2 separate regions of the Homo sapiens genome follow, and region 2 is linked to region 1. A link is a loop called in an ENCODE intact Hi-C map of the cell type or tissue named here. Cell type or tissue: IMR-90. All regions are shown on one strand. Each heading gives the region's core, and the rest is flanking DNA. Links, peaks and the distances in the headings are about the cores only. Region 1 overlaps LOC112267858 (a long non-coding RNA gene). Region 2 overlaps LOC112267858 (a long non-coding RNA gene).

Region 1 (2,918 bases), core at 100-2,599:
ACCCAGAACCACAGAAAAAGCTGCAAATGTAACCAAAATGGCTTTCTCGGCCTTTATAAATCCAGAAACCTACGTGGCATTTTCTATGGCTAGAGGCAGCACTTTGGGAAATTACCTTTAGAAAACTGGTTAGAGGTCTACCAGAGCTTTGAAAAGAGCCTGCAACCTGGGGAGGGATTGAAGAAAGAAATAAGCAGACTTGTTGTTTAATAAAGCTGCCATTTTTTTTTTTTTTTTTTTTTTTTACTTCCAAGGGACAAAATCAAGTAAATGTCAAATTTTTTCCCAGCTGGTAAGCACATTCAGATTTCAGACTAAAATGTCCCAAAAAGACTAGGGCTGACGATGAGAAAGAAACACATGAATTCCTTCTTTTCAAAATAAGATAGAGAAAGAATTCAGTCACCTTTAGTCTAGACATTTTTCTCTTCACTTTGCCTAAACCATAGCCATATATAAAGGCATACATTGATAAAATGGTATAATTTTGGTGTTTTGGTGTTTCTGGACAAATAAGAGGGAACTAATCAAGCTAGCAATCCAAGTCTGTCAGAACTAACAAGGTAACTGAATCAGATAAAATTAATAATAATAACAGTAAAAACCTCTTGTTATAATGTCAGACAACACTGTAGCTTTAATTTGTCGATTTCAGAAAGACCTCTTTGGCTCCTGAACTTATTTGGTTAGTGAATTACCTCACAAGCTGATCCTCTCATCTCTCTCATCCCTGTGGTCTTTCCTAATTAAAATGAAAACCACATTGCTCTAATTATTTGATCATACCATTTCTCTTCTCAAAACCTTGCAGTAGCTTTTAATTGCAGCAAAACCTGGAATTCAATGTAAAATCAATACTGGGGCTGTAAGTCCATGCCTCCAATGTTCTCCTGCCTCTGACCCAATCGCTGGCCTTTACTCTGCATGGCCAGGGCTTTCACTTCAGGCAGTCAATCTGCTTGACTCCAATAACATCCTGACATGATTCCCCCTTTTCTTGATTGTACCTTTCTCTTCTCCAATAAATAAACACTCAGCCAGAGCACAGCTGCAATGGTCTATTTTTGTTGGCCATGCTGGATTGTCGTTTATAGGATTTGATGTGCAATATGTCTTGTCCTGTTTCTTCTGAAATCATAAACTTCATGCTTGTTGATGCCTTGATTAGACCATAGCTCTAGTATAGCACTGGGGGCTCCATAAAAGTGGTCAACACTGGAGGAGATCGGCAAGGAAGCTCAAATCTTCGTCTTTATAAGCTAAGAGTGATCATATACATGCAAAAACTTCAGGAAAAGAGGTGCGGTTCCCTTCAGCCATCCCCTTTCATCTCTCACCCCTGACTTGTTCCCTCCCTGTTCTGTAAAAAATAGAAAAAGAACCCTGGCTTTCCTCTATGGTGGAAATTTCCAGCAATGGCCTTCCATAAAAGGGATAGGTCTTGTTTCAGCACCAAGGAATCTGCCTCTAACCGTTTGGGCTGGGTGGTGGAGACTTTTTTTTTTTTTTTTTTTTTTTTTTTGCTTTTAGACAACGTGGAAGTGTCTGGAATGGTGTCTCCAGTCCCAGCCATCATAGGAATTACTCAGTGTTTCAGGGCCCTGAGCCAGTAACCACCTCCCAGCCAGCTCTGCCACGTTAGCTTCGAAAGGGAGGTGAGTGAGCTCTGAGTTCAGAGAGGCCAGAGTGATGGAGTCTCCTGGCTGAGAAACCCTCCACAGGATCGATAGCAATTCTCACAGGGAAAAAAAGCACCCCATTCTAGTTCCTACTCCCTACCCTTACAGAATTGTAGAAAGTGAGAGTGAGTTGTTCAGATCTCACTCCCATCCGGCTCCTTAAAGTATTAGGGACCAGGAAACTAAGCAGTGGTGCAGCCCACCCATCCAAGAAACCTGACCCAGGGCTGCCTGATGGGGCTCCTTTTCTAATTTGACAGTCAAATGGGGAGACTTTTGGAGGGATGCTTTTACAAATTTCCTTCAGAGATGGATACTTTATTCTAATAATTCCACCTAAAGGGACTGCCTTTGCTAATTCTCTCCAAGGAGCTATATAGAAGGGGCACAGCTGAATTGACCTTTCTCAGTAAAATGAATCTTCACACACCTATATGATAAACTCTTTTCTTTTTAATTTTTGGAGGTGGCATGCTTGTCCCCAGCTCCAGTGTTTCTGCATCTCCTCTGCAGCTACCAGAGTGGTAGATATTCCCTAACGTCACAGATTCCCTGACCTGGAGCTGAAGAACTTGAGCCAAATGCTCATCCATGAGTTTGACTTTCTAAAGAAATTAAGCATGAAGAACAAGGTAGGAGGCTTCTTCTGGCTGTCTAGGTTCTGCCAAAAAACGGGTATCTCTGGTTCCCGGAAATCTGACAATCTAACTAGACACCTTGCTCCAACCAGATTTATTGATTCATGTTAAGAGCTACTCCCTAACCAGGAGGTTGTGATGTCCTTCTTATTCTCTTACTCCTCTCTCTCTCTCTCTCTCTCTCTACTGTGAAGGTTTGAATCTTGTGTCTAACATTTATGAATTAGACATGTTATTTAATGCCACTGAACATTAGTGAATTCATCTATAAAATGGAGTAGAATGTATATAAAGCCTCTCCCCTTCCCCTGCCCATAGCCCATCCCACTTTCTAATACTTTAGTGTGGGTGTTCCACTTAGTTGTCTATTCAAATGTCAAATCACTGTTCTGGTCATGGTGTAATATTCCTACCAGCAGGGACCTGATCTGTCTTGTTCTTTCTCTTTAATACCTAAAAAAGTGCTTGGGACAATAAATGTTGGTGGAATTAATGAATGTCAGGAAAATCCACTTCATCTCCAGTCTTCCTTCTGCCATTAGCAAGCTGTAAGTAACCTTCACAAACTCATCTGAGCTGCTTTGGCTACAGTTTCTCCACC
Region 2 (2,918 bases), core at 211-2,710, 51 kb after region 1:
ACTATAATGAGGTTATTTTCCCACATCAAGAAAAAACCTCCAATAAGTTCTATTTCCTAGTCTTACTGTAGATATTCCACTCCACGAACAATGAGGGAATGGTTGCACTTAATTGTTTGATGTCCATGTAGTCCAGTGGAAGAAAATTCTGTCCAGGTTCTCCAGTCCCTACCTGCTGAAGCCCAGTCCCCAACTAACTCATTCAGGCAGGCAAAAAATACTGTAAATTCATTTTGCTGCCCTGAGTTCAGTACCAGCTGATGTTGGGTTGGGTTCACTCTTCACCCCCTGCCCATCATGATTTTTTTCTCATGCCCACTATTAACTGACCAGTTTGTGTAATGGTAACCTGCTTTCCCACAGAGACCTGGATTCTTTGGCCCGCATGCCCTACCATGAGCCAGGGTCACCTTCCTGACAGATTCATCTCTTAGACTCTCAAATGCACATCACCTGACATGAAGTTCTGTCCAGCTCTGTGCTTCCTCCACTCTGCCCCAACGACCAGATTCGACCTCTCTGTAGCAACACCAGCCCACATCAAAACTGGTCATGCCACACCCACAGGGAGGAATCCCAGCCCTTCCCAGTTATGCCTTCAGCCTCTACCTGTCCCATCACCCTTTGCTGCTGAGATCCCAGTATGCCTTGCGGTTGAACCCATAGAAAGTTGGAATGAAAAAAAGAACTAGGAGGCACTCATCTGCAACTATTTCTTGTGATGAAAAATGGTGCAACCATTAAAGGAGAAAGGAGGAAAGGAAAAATTGGGGTCTTAAAAAGTACCCTTCAGTTATCATATAAGACTAGAAAAGCAGCCACAAAGTGTTCTTAATGTTACTCAGTGGTTATCATTTCAAATCAGACTCAGACCAGGAAGATGCAAGGATAATCATGAAATATGAGGCACACCGCTGCTGAGCACCAGTTAGTTCCAAATGTGTTCATTTATTCATTTGCAGTAACAGCCTCGGAAATCAGTGGAGTGGTCTCTAGGAAGTAAAGGAATAAAATAATTTTCCAACTCTCATAGTCAGAGGGCTAATTCAAATTTCAAAAGGAACACTAACTTGCTTAAAGTACCATAAAAATAGAGAGGGGGCGGGGAGAGTGGAAATTCCATCCTGCTTTAATCACTGTCTCCTGCAAGTTTCCTTAATGATTTCCAGCTGCCTCCATTTAGGCTGTTGCTTTGACAGAACTTTCATACAAACTTGGAACATTTAACGTATCCAAATTTTTTTTTTTTACTTTGCCCTCAACTGCATTCTAACCAAAAGCAGATTTCTCTTGGATTATATAAGAATATGATGAGCTGGAAAGGGGCGGAGTGAGGCAAGGAGTCTGCCTTTGCTTTTTGCAGTCTCCACAAACCATTTCACAAGAGGCACAAAGGAAAATGTGAAAACCCAAGGAGAAGCCCACACCCTTGTAGAAAGCCAAAATATGGTTTCACTTCAACATACTACTGCATTCTGAAGAGAAACTGACTATTCAGAATTAGGCTACCACAAAATAAATACCTCCAAATTTTAATATAGGTAAAATTTTAAGAGGGGGAGAGAGAAAGAGAGTGTAGTAAGTTGGTATGGAAATATTTACAGCCAAACTTGTGCTGACCAAATAGCCTGTGACCCTAAGTCATCCATTTTTCTGCATGGGGAAAGGAGCAGAGAACAATGGAAACATGGATATACAATATCATAAAAGATTAGATATTAATACTTGAATAAGGAAGTTTATTAAAAATCATGAGCTTCAGCCTTGAAGATCCTTGAAGGTCATAATTTCCTTTCCAATAGGGTTGTATGCTCTTTAAAAGAAAAGAGTAACCATCTCTTAATAATTTTTGTCTTCTCCCACAACCCCTAGCAATAGGATCTCATATACGGAAGGTCTTCAATGAAGGCATGTTAAAGCGAATAAAGAAAAGCTTTCAGAGACTGATGTTAATAAAACAGGGGGATATGTGTAAAAAGAAAATGAAGACTGTTTGCAAGGAGATTAATTAGTAGGCTATTTTATCCTCATGATTCCTTGAATCTGTAATTTACTCAGCTATCATTAAGTTTTCCACATGAAGATAGGTCCTATATTTTTACTTGTGAGACAAAAAGAGACTTTGGTAGGTCTTCAAGTTATTCTCCTGAAAACTATCCCAGACTACTGAAGAGCTACTCTTTGAAAAAGGGTTCTATAAGTTAACCTATTCCTTCTTGTCCAACAGGTCAGTAAGGAAATACTCTATGTATATACCTCAAATCGTATATATTGCACACTGAATTTTTTCGGGGGGTAGGGTGGGTAGAGGGAAGTTCTTAAAAATATTTAAAAATGAATAATAATTTTCTATTTAAAATCCAAAAGAGGTACAGAGGAAATATAGGAAATAGTAGCTAAGTTAGTCTTTGAGTCACTTCTCATCTCTACCTTCATTCATTTTGACAAATATTTTCGAGTACCTAGGGCAGAGCAGATGTTGAAAATCCCATAGATTTTCCATATAAATCTTATTCTCCATCACTTAGGGACATTCCGAGGCTCCAGAATTTCTGCTAGAAAAGCTTTAGGCCGGGCGCGGTGGCTCATGCCTGTAATCCCAGCACTTTGGGAGGCCGAGGTGGGCGGATCACGAGGTGAAGAGATCAAGACCATCCTGGCTAACACGGTGAAACCCTATCTCTACTAAAAATACAAAAAATTAGCCAGGCGTGGTGGCACACGCCTGTAGTCCCAGCTACTGCGGCGGCTGAGGCAGGAGAATGGCACGAACCTGGGAGGCGGAGCATGCAGTGAGCCGGTATCGCACCACTGCACTCCAGCCTGGGCGACAGAGCAAGACTCTGTCTCCAAAAAAAAAAAAAAAAAAGCTTTGGGGATAATAATCTGGTTATTGGAAAGAATGCCAACCTTTGTCC

What was found. Hi-C counts contacts between places; a loop is a spot of excess contacts. Peaks named below come from ENCODE experiments on the same cell type or tissue, not always from the same donor. Only the 100,000 strongest peaks of a DNase experiment are listed, where the experiment ranks them.
Region 2: a loop joins it to region 1, with 3 times the contacts of the local background. A loop is called at or near these places in 17 of 110 quality-filtered maps.

The regions. Positions count from the first base shown.
Region 1 is chr7:94,296,079-94,298,996 of GRCh38, forward strand. The region is part of intron 2 of LOC112267858 (a long non-coding RNA gene); the gene reads right to left. Among named protein-coding and RNA genes, the nearest start is that of COL1A2-AS1, 95 kb to the right of the region's middle. In IMR-90, for the core only: no CTCF peak of the experiment used is centred there; a DNase peak (open chromatin) is centred at 1,573; H3K4me3 peaks cover 1,349 bases; H3K27ac peaks cover 2,500 bases.
Region 2 is chr7:94,347,086-94,350,003 of GRCh38, forward strand. The region is part of intron 1 of LOC112267858 (a long non-coding RNA gene); the gene reads right to left. Among named protein-coding and RNA genes, the nearest start is that of COL1A2-AS1, 44 kb to the right of the region's middle. RefSeq lists an enhancer at 1-2,483. In IMR-90, for the core only: no CTCF peak of the experiment used is centred there; a DNase peak (open chromatin) is centred at 1,296; H3K4me3 peaks cover 418 bases; H3K27ac peaks cover 1,675 bases.